Regions from separate parts of the Homo sapiens genome. Here regions 2, 3, 4 and 5 are each linked to region 1. A link is an interaction called in ENCODE POLR2A ChIA-PET data of the cell type or tissue named here. Cell type or tissue: CD4-positive, alpha-beta T cell. All regions are shown on one strand. Links, peaks and the distances in the headings refer to the core of each region. The heading gives the core; the rest is flanking DNA.

Evidence for each region. ChIA-PET counts read pairs that join two places held together with the same protein. Peaks named below come from ENCODE experiments on the same cell type or tissue, not always from the same donor. Only the 100,000 strongest peaks of a DNase experiment are listed, where the experiment ranks them.
Region 2: POLR2A ChIA-PET joins it to region 1 with 10 read pairs; 10 of 35 experiments call an interaction of 5 or more read pairs at or near these places.
Region 3: POLR2A ChIA-PET joins it to region 1 with 26 read pairs; 21 of 35 experiments call an interaction of 5 or more read pairs at or near these places.
Region 4: POLR2A ChIA-PET joins it to region 1 with 12 read pairs; 21 of 35 experiments call an interaction of 5 or more read pairs at or near these places.
Region 5: POLR2A ChIA-PET joins it to region 1 with 16 read pairs; 8 of 35 experiments call an interaction of 5 or more read pairs at or near these places.

The regions. Positions count from the first base shown.
Region 1 is chr12:92,039,025-92,043,955 of GRCh38, forward strand. The region is part of intron 1 of LINC01619 (long intergenic non-protein coding RNA 1619); the gene reads right to left. Among named protein-coding and RNA genes, the nearest start is that of LINC01619, 100 kb to the right of the region's middle. In CD4-positive, alpha-beta T cell, for the core only: no CTCF peak of the experiment used is centred there; a DNase peak (open chromatin) is centred at 2,907; H3K27ac peaks cover 637 bases.
Region 2 is chr12:92,121,277-92,126,207 of GRCh38, forward strand. All of the region lies in intron 1 of LINC01619 (long intergenic non-protein coding RNA 1619), which reads right to left. Among named protein-coding and RNA genes, the nearest start is that of LINC01619, 19 kb to the right of the region's middle. In CD4-positive, alpha-beta T cell, for the core only: no CTCF peak of the experiment used is centred there; DNase peaks (open chromatin) are centred at 2,662 and 3,112.
Region 3 is chr12:92,130,111-92,135,041 of GRCh38, forward strand. The region is part of intron 1 of LINC01619 (long intergenic non-protein coding RNA 1619); the gene reads right to left. Among named protein-coding and RNA genes, the nearest start is that of LINC01619, 10 kb to the right of the region's middle. RefSeq lists enhancers at 2,488-2,557, 4,902-4,931. In CD4-positive, alpha-beta T cell, for the core only: no CTCF peak of the experiment used is centred there; DNase peaks (open chromatin) are centred at 2,371 and 3,340; H3K4me3 peaks cover 3,805 bases; H3K27ac peaks cover 3,248 bases.
Region 4 is chr12:92,138,955-92,143,885 of GRCh38, forward strand. BTG1 (BTG anti-proliferation factor 1) reads right to left here. Exons shown (of 2, transcript NM_001731.3): 2 at 1,324-4,931. It overlaps LINC01619 (long intergenic non-protein coding RNA 1619), which reads right to left and starts at 3,877. Exons shown (of 5, transcript NR_132341.1): 1 at 3,653-3,877. RefSeq lists an enhancer at 2,977-3,266. In CD4-positive, alpha-beta T cell, for the core only: no CTCF peak of the experiment used is centred there; a DNase peak (open chromatin) is centred at 2,757; H3K4me3 peaks cover 4,000 bases; H3K27ac peaks cover 3,504 bases.
Region 5 is chr12:91,874,485-91,879,415 of GRCh38, forward strand. It overlaps LINC02404 (long intergenic non-protein coding RNA 2404), which reads left to right and starts at 819. Exons shown (of 3, transcript XR_945201.2): 1 at 819-920; 2 at 2,909-3,005. In CD4-positive, alpha-beta T cell, for the core only: no CTCF peak of the experiment used is centred there; DNase peaks (open chromatin) are centred at 2,727 and 3,567; H3K4me3 peaks cover 977 bases; H3K27ac peaks cover 3,322 bases.

The DNA of each region.
Region 1 (4,931 bases), core at 554-4,553:
ATTCTAGGGGTGGGCAATGTATTCCTTACCCTTCCAACTTCTACAGATACACAATAGGTAAGTTGTGTAACTGCCTCAGCAGCTGTTTCCTATGCTTGGAATATGCGCGTCTGGATGAAGGAAAAAGACATGTGCATTTCACATAGAAACTCAGCGCAGTCCCCAAGTTAGGGAAATGGCAGTGCTGTGTAATAGCAATGAGCAGAGAAATGTCTGCTCATTGATATGTAAATGACAATAGCAGGCATTCTGCTGTGTTGAAGGAATCCCATGACTGGTTTGACCACAAGCAGGTTATTAAAGTGAAACAAGGCTATTTTGTCCATTATGAAAAGCACTGTCCTTTCCCAGTGAGTGGCACATTCAGGGCTATTTACATTTCAACAACCAACAATACATCAATATAAATACTCCTTTAAATCCACTTTCTTTTTCGAAGAACAGTAGCTGTTCAAAATCATGCGGTTACACAAGAATCTGAATCAAGCAGAAATAATTAAAAATCCAACATTCAGTCAATTCTATATATATTAAATCATTCATAAGTAAAGTCTTTCAAAGCCCTGGAGTAGAATTAAGAGAAATCTCATTTTGTAATCCTGGAAACTGAGGTTCAACTGTTATAGCCGGTAGCTATGTGTATTAAGTATTATTATGTAATCTATTTATTATTGTATTTACTATATGATAAAAATACTGTATGTGAGTACTTACTATTGAGATAGGCATATTCCATGTATGACATTATTTAATCTTCACCATGAACCCGTGAGGCAAATACCATTATAATCTGCACTTTAAAAATAAACAAACTGAGGCTTGAAGAAGTTCAGTAACTTGCCCCAAACCAGACACCCAGTATATGGAAGATTCAGGTTTCTTAACCAGGATTCTGATCTGCACTGCAGTGGTGTTCTTAACTGTCACCCACACCTCCTCTCCACAGAGATTCAATAATAGAAAGTGGATTTCAGCTAGTAAACTATCTTGGGCACTCAGGATAGTTTGCTTGTGTTAGACAAAAGACTAAAAAACCATAGTTCAGGCTGGATGCAGTGGCTCATGCCTATAATCCCAGAACTTTGAGAGGCTGAGGCAGGCAGATTGCTCGAGCCCAGGAGTTCAAGACCAGCCTGGGCAACATGGTGAAACCCTGTCTCTACCAAAACAAAACAAAACAAAACAAAATAATGAAAAGCTATATAGTTCAATCTACAGGAACATTTTTAACTTTCATTTACAAATCATTGTGAAAAATCCAGTTATCCATAATAAATTCTACCATCCATTCATTTTTGCATCCAACAAATATTTATTGAGCAGTTAATAAGTGTGAGGCACATGTCAGAACCTGGGGTTAGAGCAGTGAACCAGACAGACATGGCCCCAACTCCACTTAATTTACAGTCTACTGGGGGAGAAAAACATTAAAAAATAATCATTCAATACAATTGTGACAACCGTATGTAGGAGAAAAAGACCTCAAGGCAAGGAAAACCAATGAAAGAAAGACCAACTTAGTCTAAGAAAGTCAGAGAAAGCCACTATGAGAAAGTTTATATGTATATGTATATATATATATATATATATATATTTTTTTTTTTTTTTTTTTTTTTGAGACGGAGTCTTGCTCTGTTGCCTAGGCTGGAGTGCGGTGGCACCATCTCGGCTCACTGCAAACTCCGCCTCCCGGGTTCACACTATACTCCTGCCTCAGCCTCCCGAGTAGCTGGGACTACAGGCACTGGCCACCATAGGCTTGGAGACTGGGTAAGAGTTAGCCAAATACAAGAAAGGAGAGGTATATCAGGATGCTTTAACAATGTAAATATGCTTTAAAAACACTAAAAGGTATTTATTGGTCACTAAGAACAGTGTCAGATGCAGTTTGATCAAAGCTCTGGCTTTGTTTCTTAAAGACTCTAACTGTCCTTCCAAATTATATGTTGGTTTCAGTCCTTTGGTTTCTATCATACTATGTCTACCAACAACAACTAGAGCTTTTTTGTTCACATTCAGACAGAGTTCCCTTTTTATGCTGATTAAGCCTCCCCCAAACCAGTCCTTCTAACCAGTGGATGCCTAAACCAATCAATGTGGTAAGGAAAATTAAATTTGTATACTTTTGTATCCTAGGGTGGATCCATTTCATCCAAACATATGGCTGCTAGGCATAGATGTGATGTATATTGAAGAGGCAACCACACTTTCCATGTCAAAGAGAAAACTACTCTGGTCAAACAGAAAAATGTGTGCAAATAATCTTAGGCAGTAAGATTAAAAGTTTGAATATCTAACATAAGCCCAGTGTGAAAAACAGAAAATAAAGAGGAGAATGATATGAGATAAGTTTGCATGGTCAGAGAGGGGTCAGATTATGCAGGAGCTTGAAGCCCATGTTAAAAATTTTGGACATTTATCTCAGGTTAATGGAGAGCTTTTGTTGTATGTTATGATCAAGTCTATATATTAAAAGCATTCCTATATAGAAGAAATGAATTATCAAAAATGCATATTATATATCTTATACATATATGTATATAAACTATTTCTGAAAAATATACAATCAACTGGTAAATGTGGTTGCTTATAGGAAGAGATCCTTGAGAAATAAAGAGCTGACTTAGTAGAGAGACCTACTTATCATTGTGCTCACTTTTGAATTTGGCTTTATTTTTTAACTATATTCATGCGTTGTTTTTAAATTTTAAAAAGTAGTAAATTGTTTGAAGTGATTATCCTGTCCACAGAGAGAAAAATTAGAGGTGGGAAAGAGTGCAGGGAAGCCAGTTAGGAGACTACTGCAGCTGGCCATGCAGGAGATGGTGGTGGCTTGGCTTTGTATGGTACAGAAACAGGATTTGAGCCCAGGTCGTCTGAAGCTGAAGTTCCTGCCTTTCACCACCACTATAGCTAACAAACCTTGTATTTCAATGGAAGGCACACACAGGTGGGGCAGGAAATGACTACAGAGCCAGTTATTTCTGAGCATGAGATGCAATATGGTGAGGAGGCCTGAGAAAAAGCCAGAGCCAAAGGAATGGTTATAACAGGATGATGGGAGCCTGGGGAAAGGGAGCAAATTTTCATTTGTGCAGAGGTGCAAACTTATTTGATTTACCTGAGCTACTGATATCCCCAGTTGTAACATTATGCAAATGTAACACCTCTAAAAATGAGACACTGCATTCGAATTGAACTCTTGAGATTCAAGATTGTCAAATGGAATGAGAGCCTTGAAACCCCTTTAGCAGCCAGACCACACTGGGCAAGAAAATGGAAAGTTGCAGTCTCCTCTCACTCTGCAGCCTGACGTCATGAGCTTCACTTAGTCTGTGCTGGGTATAGGTAAGCTGAATAGCATGCAATAAGCAAGCACTAGTAAGTAAGGAGAGGATTACCAAGGAAATGAATAAATGTCAGGGGAAGTTTGAGTGATGACTATACACAATTAACAAAATATAAAATGCAAGGTTCTGGAAAATTCTAGCAATTGCATTAACTAGCTAACACAGGAGAACAGCTGGTAACATACCAGCTTCATCGAGTTGAGTTGTACCTTTGTAGAATCATCGAGTGACCATTTGGGAAATTCCCAATTGTTTAAAATATGAGAATTGACTACCTTGATGGGATATCAGGTGGGTATTCATATGTCCAGAAATCATATTTTTATACTATATTTGGAAGCCTGGGTATTTTTCTGTTTTATCTGTTGCCTTCCAAGGGCTATAGGAAAGGGGACATTAGATGAAGTGATGGGTCTCACCTTGAAGAGACAATGGAATTAATGTAAGATAGAATTAGAACGCAGAGAATAGAAGACATGAATTCAAGACTTAGGAGAAGAAGCATAAGAGATAAGTAAGGACCAGTGAGATGATGACTTCACTTAAATACTACTCTCCCACTAGTAAGACTTTCCTGACTAATTTGGCCCCAGGATAATTATGCCATTCTGTATCCCATTTCTCCTGGGCTTGGCTACACTAATGGACAGAGTAATGTGACTAACAGATTGCACGACGACCTATTTCAATCACATGCTTGTTTTTCCTTCCTCTGGGCTTTCTCTGTGATTCCCTCAACAGGGAACTCTATTTATGATGTTATTTCCATTTCACTAAGCTTAATTCTCCCTATCTGCAATTCACCTCCTTTATAAGGTTCTGTTCTTATCTCTCAAACTGGATGCAATCACTCCTTTTGAACCTCTTACCATTTCATGATACTTTCCTTGTCTCATTTATGGGTACAGTGCAACTTAGTGGTAACAAACATTTAGAGCTGGATAGGATCTGCCCCAATGTTCTCATTGAATAAATAAGGAACTTGAGTACCAGAGCAGACAAACGAGTTGTCCTAAGCTACACAGTAGCATAGCTCATACCAGGACATGTATCTCCTGATTTGGGGCTCTCTTGTCCTCTGATGGAAATGTTGGGGTTCTCTGCCACATTGTTACGTGCAACCAGCCCACTCATTTTTACTTCTATGAATAGAAACTGGGAAAGTGGGTTTAAACTTTTAATCAAGTATCAAACATTTACTACCTACTACTACCTACTACCTACTACTACATTTACTACCTACTACTAAACTATGACTTTACTCTTTCTGCAACTCTATTTCCTCATCTGTAAAATGGTGATAGTCATGTCATGTACCTCACAGTGTTATTGTGAGGAATAAATTGATATATATATAGAGAGATAGATATAGATATCTATCAGCTTGGGGCAAACCATAAGCTCTCTGTAGAAACTGGTTATTATGACTACTACAACTGTACATAATAGTTTTTTTTGTTTTTTGGGTGTTTTTTGTTTTTTGTTTTTTATGTTTGTTTTTTGAGATGGAGTCTCGCTCTGTTGCCCAGGCTGGAGTGCAGTGGCACAATCTTGGCTCACTGCAAGCTCTGCCTCCTGGGT
Region 2 (4,931 bases), core at 386-4,385, 82 kb after region 1:
ACCTCTGATTTGTTTTCAGTGTTGATTCTGGTCCTTCTAAAGCAGTTCAAAACTGTTTATATTTTCCCCTTCCATTTCTTAAGCATGCCAGCTCTCCTTTCCATTCACCATGGCTTTAATTCCTTTGAGAGGACAAAGGAAATTTAGTCTATTATTTTTATTTCCTTAAGTAATTCTCTTCTGAATATGTATTATTTGTCTTTCTTTTACACATCATTTTTTTCATTATATTTTTCTTTATGAATTTCAGGGAAGTCCCATTTTTCCTACTTCTTATTCATCTTTTATTAGACACAGTTTCATCTGGTGCTGATATTTGCCCAACAGCATTGGTGGATTACCATCATATCTGTTCAATGTTTACCTGATCCCCTTAAATTACTGTTCCTTACAACTTACGCTGGAAAGCTGGACACTTAGTGGTTGCAATATTTTTTTCAGTAATTCGGGTAACTAAGGACAGAAGAGAAGGTAGAGATAGGTGGTGAGTAGCTAAAGTTCAGGTATGGTTATGTTACCTACAGGCACTTTCCCAATTAATTTATGGATTCTCACTCCTGCCAATTCCATGAGGAAATTGTAGTCTTTCTCCTCCTCAAGGTGACAAGTTAACTCTATAGAAAGCCAGGGCAGTGTGAGGGCTCTTGGCTCAAAGACCTTTTGTTAGTAGTTATTAGAGTTCTTACTTATCTCTGTTTGGTCAGCTTTTCTCAGGAGATATTTGACTCCTAGGTACTCCTAGCCCTACCCCTCTCCCAACCCAGTTTCCTTGTAGGCTGCTCTCTTTTTGAGAGCAAGGCAAATAAAAATGTGCCTGATTAGGTCTCTCTTCCCCTGCACCTCCCTTACTTTTGGGTATGCAAGTGTACTCAGAGTAAAGATATGGCCCTCCAGTCTAATGTCTCTGAGAGTTCTTGAATAGGCCTTAAAATACTATAATTTATTTCCTAGTAACTTCATCATTTGAAACGAGGCTAGATCTATGTGAACTCTCTGTCTTTGCTGAAATGATCATTGTTTAACTGACAGATGTTCCTCTTAATATGTAGTATGAGACTGTGGCTGTTCCCTAGTTGATGAAGCATCACTATAAACATGGAATTTTCATAGACAGTAGGGGAATTGTGTGTTCTAATATGTATATGATTCATTTAGAGATCTTGTTTAAATTACAGGGGCAGGGCCTGAGAGTATGCATTCCTAATAAGCTCCCAGATTATGCCAATGCTACTGGCTGCAAACCACACATTAGTCAGGGCTCTCCAGAAAAACAGAACCAATAGAATATATATATATATATATATATATATATATAGAGAGAGAGAGAGAGAGAGAGAGAGAGAGAGAGAGAGATTACATATAGATATAATGTACACACAATCTCTCTCACTATATATAGAGACAGAGAGAGAGATTTTTTGTTGTTGTTGTTGTTGTTTTTGTTTGTTTGTTCGTTTTTTTTAGTAGAGTGGGGATTATATTTCACTATGTTGCCCAGGCTGGTTGCAAACTTCTGGCCTCTCCTGCCTTGGCCTCCCAAAGTGTGTGAGCCACTGCACCCAGCCCATATATGTATAAAGAGAATTGTTATAAAGAATTAGATCACCTAATGATGGAGGCTGAGAGAAGTCCCATGATCCAGTCCACAAGCTAGAGACCCAGAAAAGCTGGGGGTACAGTTTGAAGGCCTGAAAGGTGGAGAGGCAATGGTGTAGATTCCAGTCCGAGTGTAAAAGCATGAGAAACAGGAGCACCAAGGACAGGAGAAGATGGGTCCCAGCTCAGTCAGGCAGATCTAGAATTCAACTTTCCTCTGCCTTTTTGTTCTATTCAGGCCTCAACAGATTGGATGAGGGCCGGAAGAACAACGTGAGGTCTCCCCACACTGAGGAGGGCCATCTGCTTTACTCAGTCCACCAATTCAAATGTTAATCTCTTGCAGAAACAGCCTCACAGACACACCCAGAAATAATGTTTAACTAAATATCTGGGCATCCCATGGCCCAGTTCAGGTTGACAAAATTAACTACTATAGGTTATCTTCATGCAGCATCCAAAGGATGAAAGGGCTGAATAGCCTGGGCAAAAAATTAAAAATAATTAATAGCTAATATTTATTAAAATGTTGACTACATCCCAGCCACAGCACTAAGTGCTCTCTGTGGATTATCTCATTTAATTCTCACAATGGTCCTGTAAGGTACATTACAGTCATGCATCACTTAATGACAGGAATACATTCTGAGAAATTTATCAGTAGGAGATTTCTTGTTATGTGAACATCATAGAGTGTGCTTACACAAACCTAGATGGTATAGCCTACTACACTACACACCTAGGCTACATGGTATAGCCTAGTGTTGCAAGACTACACACCTGTACAGCAGCTTACTGTATTGAATACTGTAGGCGATTGTCACACAATGGTAAGCATGTGCATCTGAACATATAGAAATATAGAAAAGGTATAGTAAAATACAGTATTATAATCTTCTTGGACAACCGTTGTATACACAGTTCATTGTTGGCCAAAACATCATTATGCAGCACATGACTGTATTTTCATTTTATAGAGGAAGAAATTGAGGCACAGGGAGATTGGGTAACCTGAGATTAAACATTTAGCAAGTGACAGAATTGAGCAATCAAACTTCAGAACCTCAACTTGAAACATCATTTCCTGATGCAAACATGAGGACATATTGCTCTACCATACAGAAAGCAGCAGGGCAGCTGCCATGCTTGTATAACAACTATTTTTTTTTTTTTTTTTGCTTATTGAAACTGAAGGGATGTTGGGAAAGACAGACTGGGAGCTTTCTCTAAATTTTAATACAGCATCAGTGCTTCCTATAATGTCCAGGTTAGGAGAGAAGCAAATGGAGCTTTACTAAGGAAGAGAAAGTGATCAATACCAGTGAGAAAGGTGAAAAAAAAAAAAACAAACAAAAACGAAAAAAAAACCTAAGCAAATTCAGTGAGAAAAGAAAAAGCAGAACTTAGAGTCCTTACCCTTCAATTTAAGGAAGGAGAGTTATTGCCTAGCAGAATCTTGAAATAAAATTTCCTTAGAAAGCCCCAGAAAGTTTTGTGTGTATTGCAAGTCCAAAGGATAAGGAGAACTTCTATATGCTTTCTTCTTATTTCCACTGGGCAAAGTACTGCTCTATCAAGACTCAGCCTGCCATGAGGCTTTCCAATCAACTCTCAACCACCACAACAGTTAGGGCTTTTTCCTCTATGTTGCAAAGCACTTTCTGCATAACTCAGAATGCAAAATGTACTCATTCATTTGTTTATTTACATTTTTTCCTCACTAGACTGATTTTTTTTTTTTTTTTTTAGGACAAGGCCTTACTTACACACATAACTTGTACTCTAGGTAAACTGGAATACTCTATTCACTAAACAGCCTTAGCTTTACAGTCTTGACATCATTGCCTTTTCACTATTGGCATCCCTCAGCTCGTCATGAGTTCTACTAAATGCCACTTTTACTACGAAGCCTTCCCCGGCTTCCTTCCCTAAACTCATTTCACCGTACCTATATCATAACATAAAACACTGCCTTGTTATGCTTTGTAAATCTCTTTTCTGCATTAGATTATAGACTCCTATGACTAAGTCGTCATAACCTTTGAATTCTCATTAGGGCTTACTTAGCTGAATCATGCACAATGGCAGACATTCATAAAATCAGATATTGATTGCCTATTTAAAAAGAAAGGAAAGGGGTCAGGCGTGGTGGTTCACACCTATAATCTCAGCAATTTGGGAAGCCATGGCAGGAGGATTGCTTGAGTTCAGGAGTTCAAGGACAGCCTGGGCAACTGTCTCTACCAAAAATACATAAAATTAGCTGGGGCATGGTGGTGACACCTGTAGTCCCAGCTATTCAAGAGGCTGAGGCTGGAGGAATGCTTGAGCCTGGGAGGCAGAGATTGCAGTGAGTGAAAATCGTGCCACCGCACTCCAGCCTGGGAGACAGAGTGAGACTCCATCTCCAAAAGAAAAAGAAGGAAGAAATAAAAAGGGAATTAAAACAAATTTAAAAAAAAAAGGAAAAGAGGTTTAGTTACAATGAATGTTCCTGGACTGGCTAACATAGGCTCACAATAGCTTAAAATAAAGTTTAAAAACCTCACAGGCTCCTTTAAAGAGATCCTCCAGATCCTTTCATTTATAGAATCTTTCCATGTCCAGGCTTCTTTTTCTATTGAACACATCCCTCAACAAGGAGCCATTTTTTCCCATGTTCTTCAGAAAGTTACCATGTACATGTTTTGGGTATAAGAGAGAAGACACAGGAGCCACATTTACCTTCAAACTAAAATCAAAATTAAAACAACCAGATTGAAAAAAAGAAGAAATTCAAAATTCAGAAAGGAATCTTAGAGACAAAAACGTATTAAATTCAATTTTGTTTGAGAGGAAGCTCAGACTTTGCTCATTGTTGAGGTGCCATACCTAGAGACTGAGTAAATGCAGTGCTGATGATAGAGAATTACTGATTTATTCTCAAGCGCATTGTGTGGGCCAGGAGCATCTTAGAGAAGGACAGGAAAAATGTGCTTATTTGCACTCTTCCATTACAGAATAAGGAGAGATCTTTTGCAATTGCCTTCTTTTCTTTCAACTCCAAATGTAAGTGCTTTAATTTTCTACATATTCTCTATTTCTTTCTTGAGGCAACATGATTGGGAAGGGGTGCTGTGTGTCATGTAGAACCAAGAAACCCATTACAAATAAAGAGGAAAGTGTGGATTCTATTAAAAAAACAAAAACAAAGAATCATAGTAATTGTGGGCAAGACAAATTTATTTCTTCAGCCTTTGAAATAACGTCAGCAAGAACCGACTAGTGGCTGAGTAGACAAAGTAAACATAAAATTGTATTAAAAGTAAGGTTCTCGGCCGGGTGCGGTGCGTCAT
Region 3 (4,931 bases), core at 599-4,598, 91 kb after region 1:
AACACCCCAAAATATCAACCCCACATAAATCAGAGACCTGCAAGGGCACAGTAGATTCTGTATCTTCCGGCCTTCAAATCGGGGCAGCTTGTCTGATCATGAGTGCTCTACAGTATTACATTAACAGATGGGTATTTGATCTAGGTCTAAGGTCAAAGGTGGGATTTTAACATCACCCCTTCTTTCTGTAACCTGAGTCTCAACTTGCTATAATACTTCATCCTTTTTAAATGATGTGGCATGCGGCACTTTACCACCAATGCACAGCTGAGGCCTTGTCAATCTGCCTCCCTTGTATATTTCATGTTCCCAACATGAAGAGAGCACTCAATGCCAGTGAGAGCCCCTGCACACAGTAGGCACTCCCTAAATGTTGGTGATTTGAGAAGCTTATGAAAACTCTACCCTCTTGGTTCATAAATTTTGTAGGTGCTTTAGTTTAAATTAAAAATAAAAAAAGGCTTTGCATGTCATGAACACAAGGGCATTCTTTTCTGGTGCACTGATAGATGGTAGTAAAAGAAGTATTTTTTTTCTCTTTGTAACTTTATAAAAATCAGTGGCCAGACATCAAAATAAACCATATCTTTTAAAAAACTAACCTAGGCCAGGTGTAGTGGCTCACGCCTGCAATCCTAGCACTTTGGGAGGCTGAGGCAGGCAGATTGCTTGAGCCCATGAGTTTGAGACCAGTCTGGGCAACATGGCAAAACCCTGTCTGTACTAAAAATACAAAAACTGAGGTGGGAGGATCACCTGAGCCTAGGGAGGTCGAGACTGCAGTGAGCTGTGATTGCATTACTGCACTCGAGCCTGGGCGACAAAGTGAGACTCCATCTCAAGTAAAATAAAATAAACAGCCAACCTTGCACTGTGAGTCTTGCAAGAAGAAAAAATTTAAAAACTGAAAAAAAAAAAAACAACCAACGACATGAAAAAAAAACTATTCGGCACATTACTTTCTCTACACTAATTTAAGAAGGGCAAAGGCATATACATATGACTCACAAATGTATGCAGAAATCTTCCTTTTGCACCATTTCTTGAATTTTACTTTCTTCCTTCCAGTGCTAACTCTGCCCGTCCTACTCTCGCAGCAAGCACATATGTAACACACCCACACACATACACACAAGACTCTATTTTGTTCCCTTGAAATAAATTTCTAGTGAAAGTTCCCACTGAAAAAACAAACTATATTAGACCAGAGATCTGTACTCAAGGTATTGAAATATATTTTTACTCAACAATACCCTAAAAACCTTGAGCTATGAAATAGGCTACTAAGCAACCTCATTTCAATTACCTTTATCGTAACTTGATTGCCTAACATAAAGTGTTACACTAAATGACTAAGGTTAAAAATAACTTTGTCCAACTACACATTTGGATGTTTTAATTTCATTCTACACGGCAGAGTATTTTCCTATCTAAGTTGACAAGTTCAGTGTGAGTAGGTGGGAAGAATAAAAACAAAGGGATACTCATTAAGAAATGAAGGTAGGACTTTTCTCATGAAAAGAGAAGGGCAAAAATACCTTTCAGAGCCAAAGAATCATAGCCAGCATTTTGATAAAGGACAAACTTTGATCTGCATTGATGAATCTGAGAGATCTTCTGGGAGAGATGCCATAGATTATTACAACAAATTATTAGCAGATTCACAAGGCTATAATCACTATCCGTATCCATGGTACCCAGTTTCAAATTAACATGGTTATTTTACTTGTGTTCCCAAATTTAACATTAGGGAATTTTTGGTTGTGGGTCTGTTATCACTAGAAAAATAGATATATTGGTGCTGAAGATAATTTTGAGATAATTAGACAAGACAGTTTAGCATTTACAAGAACAAGTTTGGCAGTTGAAGAATCTATTTATATGACTTAAAAAGAAAAAAAAGGTGTCATGGCACCTGTGGTAAATGTTTGCTTTGGATAAAATTTCTAGATCTGCATGAAACCTCACATAATATCACTATTGCTTTTCAAAGCATAGTTCCTTACTTTTTTTTTCTCATTCATTCCATTCCTCTTTCCCCCACAAGCTTATCCCACCATTTTTAATCAAGTGGCCAGAATTATCTGGTTATTTTTAATTGGGAGCTTTGACAGGGATTCTTTCTTAAACCCAGAGATTTCTGCCTCCTTTTTAGCTTTGCTAAGACTCTCAAGAGTGGGAGAGAATCATATCTGATAGTGATATGGACCCAACATTAACATGCCAAAAGTATTCAATTTTTATGCAGCAAAAGGAAGACAACTTAGACTAGATAGCTACAGCAAATTTCAAAATGGAAGGCGACATTCTTACTTCTCAGGCTGGGGAGCATGGGTGGGGTAGAATTCATGGTGAAATGTATTTGAGAAAGTACCTTTTCATCCATCTTTGATAAGGAAAGTGAAACCAGAGAAATATTCATTTTTATGTCTTAACACCAGGGACTTTCTGTAATGCAGGAATAGGCCAGATACTTGCCAGCACCTTAAAAAAAGTTAAGTGTTCCATGCTGTTTAAGTGACTGAATGATAAAGTTAATGTACCCTTGCTTTTCTCTTCAGTCATATATACAAAAGACCAGGGGCTCTAAATGATAACAAGTCTTTGTACTGTAATCTCAGATTTGGTAAGGAATAGGTGTTTGAGATAACTGAATTTCCCAGGTATTTATATATCAACAAGAAAACTTTTTGTTTTCAACACTTGTCTGTTAGCTTGCCTAGCCATATGTCCTGCCAAAACATTGAGTGCCTTGCTGAACCTGTTCATTATACTGAACATCAATTCTTATTCTATATTTATTGATATACAGTTTTTTTAAAAAATCAGACTTATATTTTGAAGTTCAGGTCTTCTTATAAGCCTGTTTATTATGATTTGCAATTATCTCTAAAAGGGAGAAGAAGGTGTGTGGGGACAGGGCGGAAACTCTGCTGAATTTTCCAGAAATCAAAGTTGTGGTGACTCCTATGGCATGCAATAACCAGAAAACAAATAAAAAGTGGTCAGGAAAATAACTGCCAAAAATCAGGTTGGTTGACATTATAATAGAGTACCCAAGAATGCCAAATTATAATTATATATTTGGGGAGAGATAAGTCTCAAAGGATTTTGGAATTCACTCAACTGTTTGAATGGAATGTTCTTTCCCCAGATATCTCCTGAGCTGTTTCTCTGGTCTCCAAGTTTCTGCTTAAATGTCACCTTATCAGTTGAGGCCTTCCCTGACTATTTTACTTAAAATAGTTCCACTCCAGCAATTCCCTCCCTCCCTCTCTCCTTTTTCAGACAAGATCATGCACAATTTTGCACAACTCCAGGAAGTAACACTCACAGAACTAACACAGCAGCTCTGATCGTCAGCACCTGTCACCATCTAACACAGCATACATATTCTTTGCTTATTTACCTCTCTGAGGGCAGGGATTTTTGTTTGGTTCACTGCTATATCTCCAAGTGCCCAGAACAATACTGGGTGCATAGTAGGTGCCAAATAAATATTTATAAATGAACAATCTGTTAATCTAATTTTGGCATCTTCTAAAGCTCTGGTCTAAGAGTTGTCCCTGACTTTCATATCTTCCTGTCTAATGGGAAAATCAGACATGAATGCAAACAATTACAATGCAACAGGATCAGAAAAGAAACCAATGCTTGGGGAGGTGATATGTATTGGTTAGAAGCTAGTGCTTGATCTTACACAAATCTGGATGCTAGCTCCAAATCAGCCCATAGCTGTGTGACCTTGGGCAAGTGATATAACATCTCTGTATCATAATATTCTCAAATGACAGATGACTATAACAACAAATGTCTACATTTACAGGCTTGTGATGAGGAGTCAGTGAGGGGATGCACAAAGGTACTTAGCACAGTCCTGACACTCAGGAAGGCTGCAGGAAGTGCCTGAGGCATCAGGACAGAATTTTACAGAAGCAGAGCAGCAGAACAGGGGGTTGAAAGCTGCCTAGTGGCACTGGGATGGCTTGCCAGGAAGAGGCACGAATGAAGGAAAAATTGTCCTCAATATGCACAGAGTTAAATGTCACATTGACTTGTCCTGTGCTTAATGAGTGATGGGATTCCTTTTTAAAATGAGGAACAAACCTACTAGTGAAATGAATGTGTAATCAGAGTAGGCAGGAGCTTCTCCAATTGAAAATGGGTTATTAACAAGTCTTTCCACTGACCAAATCTGGCTTTAACCCACGTTATATCTTCACTGATTTGCCATTCTTTCTAAAATGGAGTGTAGAGGGGAAAAAAAAAGCAAAAAGCCCAACTGGTACTGAAATATTATGTATTGCTGTGCTGAGAAAGAAATGCCTAAAAACCACCACCACAGCCCACCAGTGCTTTGACAGCAGAGGTTTTGTTAAGCAGACCACATTGACCCTCTCAGGAAAAAAAAAAACAGTTAATTCAAGATCTGGTCCCAGATCAGGTTCCAAACGAGAACCTGAAAACTACAGGGGGAAAAAGGAGTAAGCTCCCTTTTCAATCACTATCCCTCAGTAGATCCCAAACTCATTAAGAACAGTGTTTTTAGGACAAGACTTTGTCTCTGATTCAAGAATCTTTCAAGACAGTGACACATAACCCTTAAATTGAATCAATTTCACAACGAATTGCACTGTAACTTAGGTCAATATTCTAAATGCTCTCTGGCAACTGATGTTGAGAATTTTGAGAGGAAAAGAAGTACTCAAGGCTAGGACTCAGCTATATAACACTGGCTTGACACTTGTCCCCTCTTCTTATTTTCATAACTCACTATAGAGTGACATAAACAGGCTAAAATGAAAAATAGGGGAGGAGAGAAAGGTATTATGTAAATGTGACATTATCACAATCTTTTTTGATTGATCAAGATTCTAACGCTTAGGCCTAATAATAAACAGGCAATCCTTAGTAAGCTTATGAGTCAGTGA
Region 4 (4,931 bases), core at 409-4,408, 100 kb after region 1:
AACAAGAGGGAAAAGATACAGGGCCTTTCTTGCTAAGCCATAACTACTAAAATAATTAAATCACCCATCTACAACTTCGATAATTCAGTTCTCTTACAACCATGCATATCAATGTTACAAAGACCCTAAGATTTAAAAAAAAACTTCTGAGAAACAAAAATGTGAATTTCAACACACAGCAACACATAGTTGAATATATGGGAACATAGATTTCAAATTGGTGTAACACAATTTGGATATCTGTTGGCTGTAAAGGATGACTTAGTTTTATTATTATAAAGACTTATGCAAATAAGTTAAACTTATACAAGGCAATCCTCTTTGTATTGCTACACTAACTTGTCATTTTAAGACTTACCACTTAAAGAACATAATTATGAGTTATTTTGGGGAGAGCAAATATTCATCTACTTTAGTGAAAACCTAAAGAAATAGTCTCTAAATGTTTCTGATCATGCATCCTATCAACAAAATTTTTAGTGTATGTCAAATATATGTATATTTGTTTAGAAAATGTGCCACATGCTTTTGCATGCACACATGAAAATACATACAAAAATATTCTAAAAGAATGACAAAATAACTTTGGAGATGACCATCTAGAGAATCACTAAAAGTAAATGTACTCACGGGTGAAGTATCTCCTATTAATGCTACAATTTGAAATTATACATAGTGTTTGATGTAATATTCTCCAAATACAGGGATCCAGTTAACTATAATGGTACTAATGTGATGTTATATGTCTGGCCTACACTTGGTCATTTTTCTACCACCAGGAATGAGTCACAAATGGCCTTCACAACTTAAAGGTACAAGAAAAGAGGCTATAATCAAGTGGTTTGTAACAAGACACCTTTAAAAATAGTCTCCCTTTAGAAAATACTGAGACATTTGTGCTTTCCATCCACACCTCCCCCAAAACCAGTTCCCATGAAGTTCCACCTGTACTACCACTTTCACCTGCATGTTCACAGAAACAAATTGAATGCAGAGTCTCCCTGACGATTCATGAACTGCAGAATCCCCAGAGTAGAGATTCCTAAACTCTGCCAAGAGACTGTGCTGTGCAAACCTCTCGATACACAACTATGACCATAGCAAATGAATTTTTATCACCAAACCTTGCAATTCCTTCTCAGTTTAGCTTCCCAGTTTTCATTTTCCCCATCCTTTCCCTTTTTATCCAACTCTAGATTCAAATCATTTCACCTTTGAGCATCAGTACTCTCTTCTAAGCATACGTAATTCCCAAAAGAACACTGCATCTTCAATACTAAAATGATAAATACCATGAAAAGGCTCATAAATAACAGTCAGAAGTTGAACTACATTTTTTTATTCCTATCTTGGACATACTGAGCAATACGAAAAGTGATAAGCCAAGTTAAACCTGCAGTCAAAAAAAAACTGGTGTCAATCATACTCCACAAAGTGTTGAGGAAATGGTATCAATCCTCAGGATTAATACAATCTAAGGCTTACTTGTTTAGGAGCATTTCAAAAATATAACACTTAACATCAGAAGAAAATGATCTATAGGGATAAAGAAAATAAAGATCTATAGGCATAACCAGAAATCAGATCTCATAATGTACAGATTTCTCTATTTACAGTCCCATATATTAAATGATTTAAGGACTCAGTTAAGCAGCTGGGTCGGCTGGTATTACAAACTATCTTACTGTAAAAGATTTTGTGATACTGTTATATTAGTTCCAAATATGAAAATAAACCGGTTATATTTTGATAGCAGCCATATATAAAAGTTCAGTGGCAGAGACTGAGAGATAAGTCTAAAATGTTGGCAGTCTGTATACCTTCAGATAAATAAGAAATCTATTCAGTTTTAGACAATCCAAGATATACTTTTTGAAGACTTCCATGCATAGATAAAACTATTGACAAATGTTCTCCATATAGCCTATCAAGAGGATTTTATCACATCATTTGAAATAGGGGTGAAAAGGGGAGAGGAAGTATCTTTAAACTTCAATATGCAAAGTACAACTTCAGTTATCATACCTCTCTTCTGTAAAGAGGAAGAAGAGAGAGTATCAGAAATGTTAAAAGTCACGCAGGGAGAAGTCCAATAGTAGATTTATTTGCTCCCAAGATTAAAGGGAGCCTGGAAACCTGTAGTCATTAAACACTAGCCATCGGGAATACGGCTTCCTTCCTTTTAACTTGAAGGCCAATTTCATAAACTGCAACACCTATACAAAACAAAATTAATTACTTGCAATGTGTGAGTTATAATGACTTAAGGAAACTATTTGTGCAATGTACCTGAAAGCCACTTTCTGGTGGCCTTTCCAGTCTATTATTATAGAAATATTGCACATAAGGATAAAGACATGAGATTCCCATTCCAGATGACAAAGATAACAGCCGCATTATCCTGCATGAACCAGGGTAACTCTTGCTATACAATCCACTTGAAGCCTTGTTTCAACATTACAGAGGGAGGCACTACTTAAATTTGGAAAAAAGGAAATAATTTCAAAACTACCTGTTAAAACTTAGAAAGTAACACTCCTCAAACTTACTGCCAATCACAACTATGAATTCCTGGTGCCAAAGGCAACAATAATTTTGAAAGTAGTCATCCTATCTTAAAAGGATTTATAATAAAATATTTCAAAACATTCCCCAGAAACAGTGAACAAGAAATACATCACAAACAGCTACTGTACCGCAGATACAGGTTCAGCTCAATTGTCTGGGGAAGGTAAGGTTAAAGTCACAGGAAACAGCTGGTCTCAGAGTGATGTGTGCAAGCCTTTTTCAAAGACAAACTTATAAACAGCTCCTCACAAGCCAGACATCACCTGAATTCTAAAATAAACATTTTTATTAACTGTTTCCATCATTTTCAAAGATTGAAAAAGTCTGATGTCAAGATCTTCAAAAACAACTTTCCATTTGAAAAAAGGCTTTATGATAAAAAAAAAAAATGGTTGAGGTACTTAGTTTCAATGGAGTTACCAGATGAAATGTAGTTGGTAAACAACAGTAGTCAGCACTGGGGTGAGACCCATTTAAAAACAACCCTACCTGGTGTTTTTATTGTAATTCAAGTTTGAAATACCGAGGAGCTTTTTCACAGAATAGGTTTAAAAATAAAACCATAACAATTGGCAAGGGTAGTCCATGTGTTGCGGGTCTACGAATTCTAACTCTCGAGAATGGTGTGCCAATAATATCCACAGACATTTGTACTCTAAATACCTGCATATTCAGTGGCCTATTCCTGTGTTGTCTACAAAATCAGAATAATTTATTCCTGGGTGTAGAAATAACTTCTTAAAAGTTATTTGAGATTACTAATTTCAAGTAATTACTAATTTTATTTCAGACTGCGTATTTCCAGTGTCAACATGTTTACATATATACCAAAAAAAGGCCACTATATGTTAACTGTGTAGAGCAAAATTCAATTTTTCCACTTTCAATTTCCACTGAAAAACGCTGTTATCCTCTACAACTAAACAGCAAGTCCTTCTATTATATGGGGTAGTGAAGTAATCTACACTACAGCATTATCAAGGTTCACTTAGGTTTTTAGTATTTATCTGAAATAAAAGTCTGAAAATGAGGAATCGAGAAAGTCAGCATTTCAACTTTTGAGAATAAAAGTTCATAAACATACCTTTTGTTGAATTCCAGCTTATGTGATTTTTATGTACATCTTGCAGGTGATGAAAAGCAAAAAGCAACCAATCTCTCTGTGGTGTTTAGCCTGTTCTTTAAGACTATGGGTCACCTGCCCCGGGGAAATTTCTAATTGAACAAAGAATCCATGGGGCAAAGTAATTGTTTTTCAAAGGTGGGTCAGAATGGAACATTTATATCTTCACTTCAACAGGGAAGCAATGAAATGTAATCCTTTGAGTATCACATTTTTGGTAGATGCTACCGTGGTCTCTTATCCTTATTTCATGAGATCATTAGCCTGTGAATGTGTCCATGTTTTGACTTTAGAAATTTTTAAAACATGCTACTCCTGTGTTTCCTGTAAAACCTAAACATGTATATACAGAGCATCTTCATTCCTCATCAAATGTTTTTCCAGCATGACCAGTGTGCAACAGAGATTCAGTTTATAGAACCTGTCTTCTAAGAAAAAATACTTTTAGCTAAACCTCTATAATCATGACAAGAGATTGATTAAAATGCCAAGATAAGAAACGATTTATTATAGAGAGAAGAAAAATTTCTCATCCAAAATATAGAAATCTGTACAACTTTGCCACAATCAATATACATGAACTGTACAAATTTACACCAGTTCATAATTTACCAAATAAAAGATGACTAACAAAGTTCACAAAATAGATGGTGGTTTGTGGAAAAGACTTTTACCCAATTAAGTACAAGGAAAGTTACAAACCAGACCTCCACTTTCTAAAAATAAGAAGTTTACTCAGTCTTAGAAAACTACAAGCTAGCAAATGTACAGAGAGCTGGCTGGTGCTAACACCACAGTTGAGACAGTGTCTTTTTAAGGGTCTTTTTTAAAGCCTGTTGCCATGGCAGATTCTGGTCACTTGCTACTTTCAAGGCCAAAAACACAATACAAGGTCTGACCATTTCCCCAGGTCATGCTTACTAGTTTGTCTTTATGTACATTTATACATATTTAAGTGCTAGGTAAAAGTCTTGTAAAATTTCCAGTACTACCATGTTTAAAACGTTTAACTTTCCTATTAAAAGCTGCCGAAAAGGTTAACAATAACAACTTTCAAGTGTAATAGTGCAAATTCCCCTGCGAGATTTACTGCAGAGAAAGATTCTTTGAAATACAGATTTTCTTTAAAAGGATTGATGTAAAAATTTAGGTATGTCTGGGAGAAACTGAAACCACCCTAGGACTTCCCTCCCTAGCAAATAAAGTGATCATTTACTTGGACTCACAGGCTATTAAAATT
Region 5 (4,931 bases), core at 575-4,574, 160 kb before region 1:
AAGTTCAAATTTTGGATTCCTTCAGCTTTTTCCTACTTCGATTGTGATAGAAAGAGCTCTAAGATTCTGACTCCTGGAGTCCCCAACCTGTTATAATGTCCTCCCCTTGAATGTGGGCAGAGTAAGTGAATATGGTGGGATATCACTGACTACTAATCATGTGACTTTGAGTTCATCAAAAGGGGGGATGATCCTGGGTGGGCATGACCTAATCAGATGAGTGCTTTAAGGGAAGCGGAAATGGGATAGGGAAGCTCTTCTGTTGGCCTCAGAATGAAGCAAACTGGCATGTTCTGACAGGGCCTATGGAGGGGCTGTGTGGGTGACTTCTAGGACTTAGAGGGGTCTCCAGTTAACAGCTAGTTAGAAATAATTTTCCCAATTGCACAGCTTCAGATAACTGAATTCTGCCAATCACCATGTGAGCTTGAAAGAGGTCCCTGAGCCTCAAACGAGATTATAACCCCAGCCAACTCCATGATTTCAGCCCAATGAGACTATGAACAGAGGACCCAGTTAACCCATACCCAGACCCATAAAAGTCTTCAGATAATACCTACGTGTTTGTGATGATTAATACTGAGTGTCAACTAGATTGGACTGAAGGATGCAAAGTATTGATCCTGGGTGTGTCTATCAGGGTGTTGCCAAAGGAGATTAACATTTGAGTCAGTGGGCTGAGAAAGGCAGACCCGCCCTTAATCTGAGTGGACACCATCTAATCAGCCACCAGCCCAGCTGGAATATAAAGCAGGCAGAAAAACGTGAAAAGACTGGCCTAGCCTCCCAGCCTACATCTTTCTCCCATGCTGGATGCTTCCTGCCCTCAAACACTGGACTCCAGGTTCTTGTTTTGGGACTTGGACTGGCTCTCCTTGCTCCTCAGCTTACAGATGCCTATTGTAGGACCTTGTGATAGTGTGAGTTAATACTTAATAAACTCCCCTTTATCTATCTATCTCTCTCTCTCTCTCTCGTTAGTTCTGTCCCTCTAGAAAACCCTAACTAATACAGTGTTGTTTTGAGCTACCAAGTTTGTGATCACTCATTATGCAGCAGTCAAAAATGAATATGCCCCTTCTCTCCCTATTTCTCTCAATGTTCCAGTCACTCTGAACTTTTCTTAGTTTCCTAATTAAAACATTCCTTCCATAAATTTTGTTCTGCAAGAACTACTCACTTTGCCTGTAATGTCCTTATTATCTTTTCTGCCATTTGATTATTTTTTAACTTTTATTTTAGGTTCAGGAGTACATGTGCAGGTTTGTTATATAGGTAAACTTGTGTCACAGGAGTTTGTTTTGCAGATTATTTTCTCACCCAGATACTAAGCCTAGTATGCAATAGTTATTTTCTCTGCTCTTCTCCCACCTCTCACCCTCAACCCGCAAGTAGGCCTCAGTGTCTGTTGTTTCCTTCTTTGTACGTCCATGAGTTCTCATCATTTAGCTCCTACTTATAAGTGAAACATATGGTATTTGATTTTCTGTTCCTGCATTAGTTTGCTAAGGATAATGGCCTCCAGCTCCATTCATGTTCCTGCAAAAGACATGATCTCATTCGTTTTTATGGCTGCATAGTATTCAATGGTGTATATGTATCACATTTTCTTTATCCAATCTGTCACTGATGGGCATTTAGGCTGATCCCATGCCTTTGCTATTGTCAATAGTGCTGCAATGAACATTCACGTGCATGGGTCTTCAAGGCAGAATGATTTATATTCCTCTGGATATATAGCCAGTAATGGGATTACTGGGTCAAATGGTAGTTCTGTTTTTAGCTCTTTGAGGAATCACCATGCTAATTTTTTCAATGGTTGAAGTAATTTACACTCCCATTAACTGCCTGTTGAGTATTACCCATCCTTCAGAACCCAGATCAACTCTTCCTCTCCTGGAAGACTTGACCAATTGCCCCAGGCAAAGTTTATTCCTCCCTGCTCTAGATTTCCACCATACCCTGTTCTTTCTCTCCCTTCCTTCCTCTCTCTATTTCTCTTAATAGCATATAAATGAGTTGAAAGCAGAAACTCATAATATTCATGCTCAAGTCACTTTGAACTAGGATATAATTATGCTTACAACATAGTAGCCACTCAGTAAATAGCTACTGGGTTAATACACATACTGTTTTTCATTAGAATGCTTCTGGAATTTATTTAAGTTAACAAATATTTATTTTTCAGAGCCTCTGAAAGCTGTAATGGACAATAAGAAGATGAGTAGGGCATGTTTCCTATCTCAAATAAGTGGAATAGGATTTGCACAGAAAAAATAACTGCAAGGCAAAATACGACCTGTGTCACATAAGAAACAGAATCTGGTCTGTTGGGGGCTTCTCAGAGACAAAGAGATGATGGTCCACAGGATGGAGCATCTCTCTGACACTTCCAGTGTGTATTTTAGGGAGGAACACCTTTCCATCATTATTGGGGAGGTTGGAACAAAGAAGGGGAAAAACAATGGCAGTTCTTATCTTTCAGGTAGCTGTATGGTGAGCATTCCTCTCCCAGCAATCTGTTGTTCTTTGTGAGCAGACTGGAGTGTGACAGCTGTGAAAACGATCAAAGGCAGGTCCCAGACAGGAGAGGGCTGATGACAATGCCAGTTTCCCTCTAAGACCCTGTGGACAGCAGGGCCATGAGGGATGCTGTGACACAGAGTCTTGCTTGATGCAGTGTGTGGTGTTACTCACAGGAGTGGGTTCAGCCACTCTTGGTGTGAAACCCAAGGAAAATGTCTCTGCCGCAGCTGATGTCAACATGTACAGCATGTGACCAGCTTGCATTGTAAGTCAGACACCCACATCCTGTTGCTTTACCCTCTCACCAGTTCTCCCTTTAAGTGATTTATCAAAGAGGATATGCCTTATTTTTTTCATATAGACGTCTGTTATTTTTCAGCAGAAAGGAGATGTGTGTATGAGTTCTGCAGAAGTCCACCAAATGTGGGCCAGGGTTATTTCCCTGGTGATGCTCTGAAGCTTTTGCCAAAGGACAAATGGTAATTTGACACATTTAATCATTTGTGTGTTAATTCAACATCACTTAAACACTTCCTTCTTTAAAGAAATCTCATCCATTTAGTTTGCACCATTCAAATAAACTTGCAGAAAATTACGTAGAGTGTTTGCGGTATTAAAGTCCACTTATACTTTAAGCCAATTAGACATTTCGATCTGGCTGTTTCTCTGAGCTTACAAAATGCTGTGGATATAAAGGTGTGGTTATGTTTGATTTGGTTTTATGTTTTTGAACTTTGCCCATTTAATTAACCAGGCTAAAATAATAATCAGATTATTAGATCAATGTAAGTGCTTATAGGAGTTCTTTATTTTGCATTGGATATTTTTAGCTCTGCATGGGAGGAGAGGAAAGAAAAAGAAATCAAGATTTACTGAAAATAAACTAAGATGTTGGAGAAACTTACTCTACTTTTTTCTAGTTCGGAATATCCCTTCAATTCACATAGCTCTGAATCGTTTATGGAATAAATTTGATAGCACCCTAGTTACCTGGGGTAAGAATCACAGAGAAACCCCTCCCTTAGCAGCCACCTCACTGTGGGACTTTCCAACACTTTGCCCAGTCCCTAATGTACTCATTGTAATGATGATGACACATGTCTTGACAATATGTCTCCATGCTCAGAAGTAGAACATCTCCCATGTTTCTGATTGTATTTCAAGCTTTACTAGAGCTGTCTGCCCACCACAGTCTGATGTCTTTAAACTTGGCCTAATTTTTTTCAAACTTTAGTTTGGCCAGTCATACCAATTTTCCAGGGTAAAGAGATAATATTGCCTTCTAGAGTTGGAGGTAGATATTAGAGACCATGTTATCTTCCACTATCAATTTCCAACATGATGGTCTCCATTAAAGTTAGTAGATGCTTACAAGGCTACCACTGGTTTTCACATTAAATGTGATGTGAAACATAGTTTGTAAAAATACGCTCATGACTTCTAAGTTATCAAGGAGCTCTTACAAAGGGTTCTACTTTTCACCTCTTTACATTAACTGGTTTTATTTTTTCTTAATTGGCTTCTGCAATGAACCATGGGTTGGCCAAACTGAATTCCAAAAGTCTGAAAGGTCATTTATGATGGAAAACAGGATAAATAAAAGAGATATTATAAAAAACAGATAATCCTTAACTTTTGCAAGTTAATCTCTAAAAAAACTGCTGACACATTCTCATCCACTACATATTAAAATTTCTTTTGGAAGTATGTATATAAACTGATGAATGAAGAGACATTATTTTTTCTCCAGTGGGAGTACTTGTTTGTTTGCCAAGAGTTCAGGTTTAGAAACAGTCTTATTTTTGCTTGTAAAGCTGAGTTTGTTTTATTGCATTCTGTCCCTATTAATTTATTAAATTAATGAAAATGAACAAATAAAAGTAATAATATGAGTTGTAAACCTTGTAAATTTAATATGATTGAAATAAATAAAATCATTATAATAAAATGTTATAGGATAGTTATTGTACTAGGTCAGGTCAACCATTCAACTATTAAAGAAAATTAAAGAAAAGCATAAAATCATAGAGGTAGATCACCAAAGATTATTCTAATAGCAGAGAATTAATTAGGAATGTTATAAATTTATTTTAGTCTGTGAAAATGGAATGTCCTTTATGTGATTTTTATACTTTAGATTGTTGTGCATATATTCAGGTGCATATAATGTAAAAAGAGGGTATTAACTGTGGGCATTTAGAAGATGAACTTTGAAATCAGATGGAACTGGGTTGAAATCCCAGCTCCTCTATTACCTAATGCAAGTTACTAATTATTTTGGGATGTCAGTTTTTTCATTTTAAAACTTAAGTTCAACAAATTTGTTTTCTTAGAGTTGCTTATGAGGGCAAAAGATAACATATTTTCTGGATATGGAAAGGACTTATCAAGGTATCCAGCATGTA